Linked DNA regions of Homo sapiens: regions 2 and 3 are each linked to region 1. A link is a contact called in ENCODE Hi-C or POLR2A ChIA-PET data. All regions are on one chromosome and are shown on one strand. Each heading gives the region's core, a stretch centred on a gene start or an enhancer-like site at or near the end of the contact. The rest is flanking DNA. Distances are from core to core; before and after follow the strand shown. Region 1 holds the start of SPATA2L (spermatogenesis associated 2 like). Region 2 overlaps DRC4 (dynein regulatory complex subunit 4). Region 3 has its middle 25 kb from the start of DBNDD1.

Evidence for each region. Hi-C counts contacts between places; a loop is a spot of excess contacts on that map. ChIA-PET counts read pairs that join two places held with the same protein, here RNA polymerase II (POLR2A). Pooled maps may share reads with other maps.
Region 2: POLR2A ChIA-PET joins it to region 1 with 20 read pairs in PC-9. The contact joins the enhancer-like site here to the promoter of SPATA2L in region 1. POLR2A ChIA-PET finds 5 or more read pairs at or near these places in 3 of 52 experiments (CD8-positive, alpha-beta memory T cell, K562 and PC-9).
Region 3: a pooled map shows a loop between it and region 1 (21-fold over the local background). The contact joins the enhancer-like site here to the promoter of SPATA2L in region 1. A Hi-C loop is called at or near these places in 4 of 50 pooled maps. POLR2A ChIA-PET finds 5 or more read pairs at or near these places in 2 of 52 experiments (MCF 10A and WTC11).

Annotation. Positions count from the first base shown.
Region 1 is chr16:89,700,229-89,703,550 of GRCh38, reverse strand. It overlaps SPATA2L (spermatogenesis associated 2 like), which reads left to right and starts at 1,846. Exons shown (of 3, transcript NM_152339.4): 1 at 1,846-1,923; 2 at 2,318-2,621. The coding sequence starts at 2,319. RefSeq lists silencers at 1,251-1,970, 2,141-2,240 and an enhancer at 3,243-3,322.
Region 2 is chr16:90,042,388-90,045,709 of GRCh38, reverse strand. It overlaps DRC4 (dynein regulatory complex subunit 4), which reads right to left. Exons shown (of 11, transcript NM_001481.3): 10 at 3,175-3,240; 11 at 750-2,514. The coding sequence ends at 2,365. It also overlaps the pseudogene URAHP. Among named protein-coding and RNA genes, the nearest start is that of GAS8-AS1, 14 kb to the right of the region's middle. Within about 2 kb of position 1,514, at least 2 of the 41 ENCODE cell types and tissues checked have a DNase peak (open chromatin) inside an H3K27ac peak, as active enhancers do.
Region 3 is chr16:89,993,256-89,996,577 of GRCh38, reverse strand. It overlaps the pseudogene AFG3L1P. Among named protein-coding and RNA genes, the nearest start is that of DBNDD1, 25 kb to the left of the region's middle. RefSeq lists enhancers at 142-1,123, 106-1,305, 1,420-1,499, 1,603-1,897, 1,124-2,104 and 1 more. Within about 2 kb of position 1,469, at least 21 of the 41 ENCODE cell types and tissues checked have a DNase peak (open chromatin) inside an H3K27ac peak, as active enhancers do.

The sequences.
Region 1 (3,322 bases), core at 597-3,096:
TGGAGGAAGCTGCCCCCAAGATTTAATTATCTCCACCTGGTCCTGCTCCAGACCTGTGGGATTACAATTCAAGATGAGATTTTGGGTGTGGATACAGAACCAAACCATGTCAGAGGCCAAGGATCTCAAGACAAGGCCAGGGTATGGCATGTTTATGATTTAGCCTTGGAATTCATTCCACATCAGTTCTATTCCATGGGTTGAGGCAGGTGCAAAAACCCACCCAGGCCTATGGGAGGAGAGCTAGGCCCACTGCTGGATGGATGGACTGGTGTTGCCAAATTCAGTGAGGACAAAGGCAGAACAGTTACCTCCACCCTCCTCCGCATCAGAAGAAGAATAAAGATGAGACTTACGAAGTTAGCTGTCCTGAGGACTGGTGTGGACCCATGGTGGCACTGGGCACCAAGAGTGAGTTCAGTAAACAGTAAGTAAAAGAGCTCCCTGTCCAGAGGTGGCCACCTAGATAACTCAGGGAGATCCACCGACTGCATCACGATTTTTTTTTCCAGACATTCTCGCTCTGTCACCCAGGCTGGAGTGCAGTGGCACGATCTTAGCTCACTGCAACCGCAACCTCTGCCTCCCAGGTTCAAGTAATTCTCCTGCCTCAGCCTCCCAAGTAGCTGGGCTTACAGACATGTGCCACCACGCCCGGCTAACTTTCGTATTTTTAATAGAGACGGGGTTTCACCATGTTGGCCAGGCTGGTCTTGAACTCCTGACTTCAGGTGATCCGCCCGCCTCGGCCTCTCAAAGTGCTGGGATTACAGGCGTGAGCCACCGCACCCGGTCATGATCACTATTTCTAAGATGCCAGCAGGGAACTTCCAGGTAAAAAATCTAAGAAAAAGGGGGGACCTCGCCGCCCAGGCCCAGGGAAAGTTTCAACAAACTTGGGCCTTGGTTTTGGTGGCCTGGAGAGATGAGGGACACAGACGTGAAGTAGCAAAGCCTGCCCAAAGCGGGGGTGTGGGGTAGGGGTGGGTTTCGGCTGGGACCTCCAAGGGTCTCCCTCATCCTCCTCTACTTCTGGGCAATGCGAGAAAGTGGCTGTAGCACAGAACAGAGGAACCCGAGCGAAGAAAACGTCCCCGGGAAGTCGTGGCCCAGATTTAGCCTGGGTGGATCCGCAGCCCAGGTCAGCTTTTAGCCTAGAGAGGGGGGCGGCTTCGCCCTGCCTCAGAGACCCGCCCAGACGATGCTCTCAAGGGCTGCAGATGGCAAGTGCAGGAGGCCGGGAAGCGGAGCCAGCATAAACAGAATCTGAGGTCCCCGCATCCACCTGAGGCTGCTGTTTCAGACGAGGCTGAAAGGCTTGTCCTTCCGCCCACCTTCCGTGCCGCGGGCCCCTCCCTCAAGGGGATGGCCCCGCCCCACAGGGGAGGCCCGCCCCCGGATCCGGCCAATCCCCGCCAGGTAATGCAGGTGGCCCCGCCCCGCAGGAAAGGCTCTTCCCAGGATCCAGCCAATCCCCGCCAGGTAATGCCGGTGGCCCCACCCCCCAGGGGACGAGCCCGCGCACCTGCTTCCCCGCGGCCGGGTCGCCTGGGGCTGGGTCCCTGTCTCGTGGGGAGGAGCGGCCCAGGCACAACGTTCCCTGAGCGCCTGCCATGAGCCCGCAGCCCTCGGCCCAGCGGCGTCGTGAACGATACCGGTCCCGCGAGGAGACGGGCGACGCGGTGACAGGAGGCTCTCGGGGTGCCTCGCGCAGGGGCTCGGCCGGGCTGACACCTCCTCCTCCCCTTTCACCAGGCCCCGCCCCTCCTAAATTATTCGGAGGCGGGGCCTGCGCCAAGCCCCGCCCCGCCCCCAGCGTCACGGCCGCGGACCCCGGGCGGAGCCGACTCCCGGCGGAAGCGCGCGGCGCGCGGGGAGGCCCGAACTGATCCGCGGCGGCCGGAGACCGCTGGGGACAGACAGGTAGCGCCGTCACCCGCGGGATCCGCAGCTCCATCTGCCGGGCGAAGGGGCTCTGGTCGGGAGAGGGCTCAGCGGGCGGAAGCGCGTCTCTAGAGAAGGGTGCGGTCGATAACCGGGGGCGCCCCTGGAAGGCCGAGGTACCCAGGCTGGAGGGAGGGGCTGGAGGTGCGGGGGCGCTCAACTGGAGGGGCCTGGATCGCTGGGTGGGCGGGCAGCTGATGGGGCCGAGGTCTCCAGCGTAGGGGGTGCCGAAGATACCGGGGGCGCCCAGCCGCTGGGGGCGGGGTCTCCAGGCTCGAGGGGTCCTGGGGACGCTGGGTGAGGGTTCGGGGAGAGCGCGGCGGGCTGGGCGCGGCCTTAGGTCCCTGACCCCCCCGACCCCCGTCCGCCGCAGGATGGGCAGCAGCTCGCTGTCCGAGGACTACCGCCAGTGCCTGGAGCGCGAGCTGCGACGGGGCCGCGCGGGCGTGTGCGGGGACCCCTCGCTGCGCGCGGTGCTCTGGCAGATCCTGGTGGAGGACTTCGACCTGCACGGGGCGCTGCAGGACGACGCGCTGGCTCTGCTCACCGACGGGCTGTGGGGCCGCGCCGACCTGGCGCCCGCGCTACGCGGCCTGGCTCGCGCCTTCGAGCTTCTGGAGCTCGCCGCGGTGCACCTGTACCTGCTGCCCTGGAGGAAGGAGTTCACCACCATCAAGGTAGGCGCCAGGCCAGGAGGAGCGCGCCCCTCGTCCTGGCCTGCGGGTCGCGGGGCCGCCGACCATGGGGGACCACGCCTTTCGAGAGAGAGGGGCTTCAAGTGTCCTCAGTGCCTGGTGGGCTCCTCAAGGCTCCGAGCGCTGAGGGGTCGTGGGCGTGTGGGGGCACCCACTCCTAGGGCTGAGAACATGGGGTGGGCGAGGGCAGGCTTGGGTGCTGCCTACGGGGTCCTGCCCTGAGAGCTTGCGTCAGTGTCTTCCCTAAGAGGCCTCGCGGCCCCAGTTGCCATGGAAATCTTAGGACGGGGGCACAGAAGGGACTTGAGTTCCCATGGTCATCCTAATTCCTCCAGGTTATGGGCCAATCCCATTTGCAGAGGAGGCCGCCGAGGCTGGGAGGACTGCAGATGGGTGCATCCCTGTGAAGTCTCAGGGCTGGGCTCAGACCTAGTGAACTCCACGGCCTGGGGCGGGAGGCTGTGCCCAGGGCTGGCCTGGCCTCTCCAGGTGAGCTCCTGGCGGCAGGAGGGGGCAGGGCCGCCGGGAGCTCTGAGCTAATTCGGAAGAGTAGGAAGCCGATGACGTCACTGGGCACGTGGGCGAGCTACGCCTCCGCCGGTTGCCATGGCAGCGGCAGTCTCTCCGCGGCTCCCCGGGGACACCTGCTGGTCGGAGGCGCCAGGACTTTCATTCATGAGAGA
Region 2 (3,322 bases), core at 265-2,764, 340 kb before region 1:
CTTGGCCTCAGCCTCTCGAGTAGCTGGGATTACAAGCACCTGCCACCACCCCCGGCTAATTTTTGTATTTTTAGTAGAGACAGGGTTTCACCATCTTGGCCAGACTGATCTTGAACTCCTGACCTCGTGATCCACCCACCTTGGCCTCCCAAAGTGCTGGGATTACTGGTGTGAGCCACCTTGTTCGGGCCTGCTCTTTCTAATCACAGCAGAAGCGCACACTTTAAAGACCAGCTGGCAAGAATGATGGGAGGTTTTCCAGAAGTGACTATGGGCAAAGCCACGGTTATTCAGAACCCTGATAAGGGACCAGGGCACACAACACAGACGCTCCGTGGAGTTGGACAGGCCCACTCTGTGGGTGAAGGTTTGGTAGTTATTGACCCAGAAAGCCACACACTTTTTTTTTTTTTTTTTTTTTTTTTTTGAGATGGAGTCTCGCTCTGTCGCCCAGGCTGGAGTGCAGTGGCACGATCTCGGCTCACTACAGCCTCCGCCTCCTGGGTTCATGCCATTCTCCCGCCTCAGCCTCCCGAGTTGGGACTACAGGTGCCCGTGACCACGCCCAGCTAATTTTTTTGTGGTAGAGATGGGGTTTCACCGTGTTAACCAGGATGGTCTCGATACCCTGACCTCATGATCCGCCTGTCTCAGCCTCCCAAAGTGCTGGGATTACAGGTGTGAGCCACCACGCCCAGCCAGCCATACACAATATTTTAAGTGAAAACCACAGGTTATAAAACAATACAAATAGTATAATCCACTTTATAAGTTTTTAAACAAATATACTTATGCATAGAGAAAATCTGGAAAAATATATGCCAGCTATAAAGTGGTTCTTGCTCATGGGATAAATTGTGGGAGACTTTTTCCCTTTTTGCTTCTCTGTGTTGTGATTTCCTAAAGACAGGGCAGTGGTGTCCCTAGACTGCTCTGGAACTGCAGGACCTAACAGCCTCACTGTGTCTGCTCACCCAAGTCTGACAGGTGGCAGGGCAGTGTCTGAGGCCCACTGGGATGCAGACCCAGGAAAGCTGGGGTGGGGGGCTTCTGGTCCCCATCTCTGCAGCCTCATCCTCTCCCCAGCTACACAGACCCAGATGGTCACTGTCCTGGACCAGATGAAGGCAGGCACCTACAAGCTCACCTTCGACACTGAGGGCTACTGGAGGAAGAGGGGGCAGGAAAGCTTCTACCCACATGTGGAGGTGAGAGCCCCAGTGGGCTGGAGGGGGCTGAGGCTCATGACTCACTGGGATCTGCAGGCCAGGTCCTGCTGGCCGGGCATCATTTAGGCAGTGGGCAGACTGGTCCTGGGCGGTGGCAGGTAGGTGAGCTCACTTGCTTTGAGCTCCCAAAAGAAAGGTGTCCAGGCAGCAATAGACTCTACGAGGACACACCCGTCACTCACCTGCCCAGGGTCAGGCTTTGTGGGGAGGCTGGGCCAAGGGTGATTCATCCCCTCTTTGTTGACAGAGGTTTTCATCTGAGCCAACTCCAGCTCTCTGGGCCTAACCTCACTGCCTCACCCCACACTGGAGCCGCCGCAGAAGCGCCTGACTTACTGGGCTGTGGCTTCTGTGGAGTGTCCCTCTGGTGCGGAAGGTTCACCCCATCCCAGACCCTCAGTCTGGGCTGCTGAATTCTCTCAGGTGTGTTGGGGCCAGATAGGTGGTTTGCTGCTATCCCCTTATACTCTCTCCTGGCCTCTCCATCTCAGGTTGTTTTAACCATCACCAGCAAGGCCCAGAAGTTCCACGTGCCCCTGGTCCTACATCACCTACCGAGGGAGTTAGAGCGAAGACTGGCAGCGGGAGGCTGCCTGCCCGTTCCCGCACGCTGGCTGCACCCACCCAGCCCTCAACAGAGCGGGCTTTGTGCTCATCAGGGAGCATTGGCTCACCACTTCCTAGGGAAGTCCCGGCCCCCTGGAGAATCCCACTGGGCAGCTGTGACTCAGGTGTCAATGAAGTTAGTGCCAGCACCTGCAAAGCTGTCCATTCGGTGGGACAACAGTGGCGCGAAGACAGGCAGCACAGCGCGGCACTGCCCCAACCCCCAGGTGAGTGCGGGGCACTCTGAGAAGGTGCCGCCGACTGTGGTCGGAGGTGAGACCAGGGAGTAGGCCTGGACACAGGCTGGACGTGCGGCACCCAGGGAAGGGAGCGACAGGGACACCATGGGTGAGGGTCCTGCAGGTGGTTCTCCTCCACAGAGCCAGGAAAGAGGATGGCAAGAACATGTGAAAAGCTTTCATTTGCTGATGATAAAATCTAAAAAACTTGCTGTCCTTGGTGTGATAAGGGGTGTCATCCCGAGTGTTCCTAGGCTGGTTCTCTGGGCTGTGGCCCCCCAGGGGGGCAGCTACGTCGGGGTGCCCACCAGTCCCGCGGGGCCCTGGCCCAGTGTCTGTCCGATCACAGCTGTTTCCAAGGGCTTGAAGCCCACGTTGTCCAGAGGGATCCCGAAGGCCAGCAGCTTTGCCTCATACGTGCGCAGCAGGTCGTTATGGGCCTGTGGAGACAGGGCAGTGTCAGGGAGCTGAGGGTCCCCACGCTCAGGACCACCAGAGCTGAGTGCAGCTCCATGGAGGGGCAGCGTGAGCATCACGGTGCAGAAGGATAAAGCCAAAGGCTTATCAGTCATTTCCCGTGTGGGACACAGCTCCAAGCACCTTCACTGCGTTGGCTCAGGTAGCACGACAGGGAGAGGCTGTCACTATTCCTATTCCACAAATGACGAGACGGAGGCAGAGGGCAGGGACACTCAGGGCAGAGCTGTGGTCTGGGAGGGCTCTGGGCCCTGGCTGGGTGTTTCCCACTCAGGTTCTTCACGCCCTCCCTTCCCCTGTTGAATGACGTCTGTTTCCTTCCCCGGTGGGCACAGCACCTTCTGACTCCCTGCCCAGGGGAAGGGGCTGACCAGGGAAGCGTCCAGGTCCCCCCCTACACCCATCCCAGCAGAGACATGGCCTAGACAGCAGTGCACTGCCCCAGACCACACAGAATCCAGATGCTCTCGGCTATGACTGCACCCTCACGTGGGGACAGTGACAGCTGCCTTGTCAAACGAGGTACGAAGTGGGCACAGGTGGGGTCCTCAGAGACCGTCTGCATTTAGAACAGTCTGGGCACCGAGGGGGTGCCCCTGAGGGAGGGCAGGGCACAGCCGTACCTTACAGACCTGGGCCAGCTCATACTGCAGGTCCTTGATGGTGCTGTTCTTCGACTCAAGAACATCCTGAGGAGAGAGAGGTGATGGGAGTTTGAGACTCATCTTTTGGCCGAGGCAACGGGAGCGGCCTGGGGACTCCAGTGGGCGT
Region 3 (3,322 bases), core at 220-2,719, 290 kb before region 1:
TAAAATCCACCCATTTTACACACACACATCAACGATTTTTAATAAACTGATCACGTAGTGCAACTATTGCCATAATCTAGTTTTAGGACATTTCCATCATCTCTGTAAGGTACCCTGTGCAATTTATAGTTAACTCCCATTTCCACTTCTGGCAACCACTCACCTCATGTCTGTCCCTACAGATTTGCTATTCTATACATTTTTATTATTATTCTGCACATTTCACATAAATGGGAACATATACTATGTGGCCTTTTGTGCCTGGCTTCTTGCATTTAGATCAGTATTTTCTAGGTTCACCCATGTTGTGGCATGCATCGATACTTTATTCCTTTTTATAGCTGAATGTGACTACAGTATATACCACTTTGGCCATTCACCTGCTGATGGACACTACAGATGCTTCCATCGGAGCAAAACAGACTCATCCCTGCTGAAGGACAATCAGAGTCATCCCCGAGTTATCTCTGCTGAATCATCCCTGCTGAGTCATCCTTGCTGAGGGGCGGTGCTGAGTCATCCCTGCTGAGTCATGTCTGTTGAGGGGCAGTGCTGAGTCATCCCTGCTGAGTCTGCTGAGTCATCCCTGTTGAGGGGCAATGCTGAGTCATCCCTGCTGAGCCATCCCTGCTGAGGGGCAGTGCTGAGTCATCTCTGCAGAGTCATGCCTGTTGAGGGGCGGTGCTGAGTCATCCCTGCTGAGTCATCCCTGCTGAGGGGCAGTGCTGAGTCATCCCTGCTGAGGGGCAGTGCTGAGTCATCCCTGCAGTCATCCCTGTTGAGGGGCAGTGCTGAGTCATCCCTGCTGAGTCATCCCTGTTGAGGGGTGGTGCTGAGTCATCCCTGCTGAGTCATCCCTGCTGAGGGGCAGTACTAAGCCATCCCTGAGTCATGTCTGTTGAGCGGCAGTGCTGAGTCATCCTTGGTGAGGGGCAGTGCTGAGTCATCCTTGCTGTGTCATCGCTGCTAAGGGACACTGCTGAGTCATCCCTGCTGAGTCATCCCTGTTGAGGGGCAGTGCTGAGTCATCCCTGTTGAGGGGCGGTGCTGAGTCATCCCTGCTGAGGGGCAGTACTAAGCCATCCCTGAGTCATGTCTGTTGAGCGGCAGTGCTGAGTCATCCTTGCTGAGGGGCAGTGCTGAGTCATCCTTGCTGTGTCATCACTGCTAAGGGACAGTGCTGAGTCATCCCTGCTGAGTCATCCCTGTTGAGGGGCAGTGCTGAGTCATCCCTGCTGAGGGGCAGTACTGAGTCATCCCTGCTGAGGGGCAGTACTAAGTCATCTCTGCAGAGTCATGCCTGTTGAGGGGCGGTGCTGAGTCATCCCTGCTGAGTCATCCCTGTTGAGGGGCAGTACTAAGCCATCCCTGAGTCATCCCTGTTGAGCGGCAGTGCTGAGTCATCCTTGCTGAGGGGCAGTGCTGAGTCATCCTTGCTGTGTCATCCCTGCTAAGGGACAGTGCTGAGTCATCTCTGCAGAGTCATGCCTGTTGAGGGGCGGTGCTGAGTCATCCCTGCTGAGTCATCCCTGTTGAGAGGCGGTGCTGAGTCATCCCTGCTGAGGGGCAGTACTAAGCCATCCCTGAGTCATGTCTGTTGAGCGGCAGTGCTGAGTCATCCTTGCTGAGGGGCAGTGCTGAGTCATCCTTGCTGTGTCATCCCTGCTAAGGGACAGTGCTGAGTCATCTCTGCTGAGTCATCCCTGTTGAGGGGCAGTGCGGAGTCATCCCTGTTAAGGGGTAGTGCTTAGTAAGCCCTGCTGAGGGGCAGAGTCATCAAAGTCATCTCTGTTGAGGGGTAGTGCTGAGTCATCCCCGTCTATGGGCAGAAGAAAGCAGTCTTGGTAACATTCCAGCTTTTTAACTTTGGTATGTAAACAGACATCTGAAGTCAGCCAGAGGAGAGAACAAAAGGGAGGAAGCACATTTTGTGTCTAAGACAGATGACACCTTTCAGATACCTGCCAGCCAAGACCTCACTCACCATCCTGCAGCAGGCAAACGTACAATCCTGTGTGAATACACGTGACCTGACACTAGGCAGGACACTGTGGGGAGCCAGGGGACGGGTACCACTGGGGGCGCCAAGGCAGCTGGAGGTGATAAGATGCCACAGCAGAATGTTCCAGGGGTGGCAGGAGCCGGCGGGCATAGGTCAGAAGCCGTGGCCAATGGCCACATAACCATGAGGTACTGACGCAGCAAAGAGCTGCGGAGCATGGGTGAAAAGAACAGGCATCTCCCTGGAAAAGTCCCCACTCATTCCTGAGGGTGATCCCGCCTAGGCAGGGAAGTAGGTTTCCTAGCATAGACCAGGATTTCATTGAAAAGAAGAGAGAAAAGCAAACGAGCTTCCTCAGCAGGGAGGGCAAGCCCCAGGCAGAAACGCTGCGGGAAGCATCAGGTTGCCAGATTCTCCCCCTGGGACATTACTGTCAGCTCTGCAGTAAGACTCACTAAGTCTGACTTTAATTAAGACAGAAATTCAAGTGGGTACAAATTAGTTTTGGGGCTAAGAAACTGATCTCTGAGGCCTCTGAACACTCTCAACAGGCGAAAAGTCCTGCAGACAAGGGTGAGCACTGCCAGAACTGAATGAGAACGGCCAGTCACCACCCCCCATGACAAGGAGCAGAGCACACATGGCTCCCACCACGGGGAACAGCACAGCCCGCAGCACTCACCAGGGAAGCCTGGGGTGAGCACTGCCAGCTTCCTCGCCAGGGTGTCCTTATTGAGGCTCTTGTCCAGCTTCAGTGGGCGCAGGTGGACCTTAAAGATGGAGGACCTGCCTTTAATGTAAGGGGGACCTAATGAAAAACAGAGAAAGAAGCATGGGCTCTTGTGCTTTCTGGGTCTTCAGAACAGTCACCCACAACCATACCACAGAACTGCAAGGACAGCTGGGGTCCCTGTGGAGGTCTCTGCTGTCATCCTCCAGACACAGCTGGAAGCAATGGCAGAAACCAGCCAGGCCACACACACATCTGCCTCCACAGCTACTAAACCCCTCAGCCGAGGGCCACACAGGATTAATGCTTCCTAACAAACACAAGAGGGTAGGGGGAAGGCGACGATGGCTGACCGTCAGGGTGAAGAGTAAGGGATAAATTGCTGTCTTCTAAATCATCAATTTTTACTTTTTCATAATTTATTGTTTTTGAGACAGAGTTTTGCTCTTGTTGCCCAGGCTGGAGTGCAGTGGTGCCATCTCGGCTCACCGCAACCTCCGCCTCCCAGGTTCAAGCGATTCTCCTACCTCAGCCTTCCGAGTAGCTGGGATTACAGGCGTACGCCACCACGCCCGGCTAATTTTGTATTT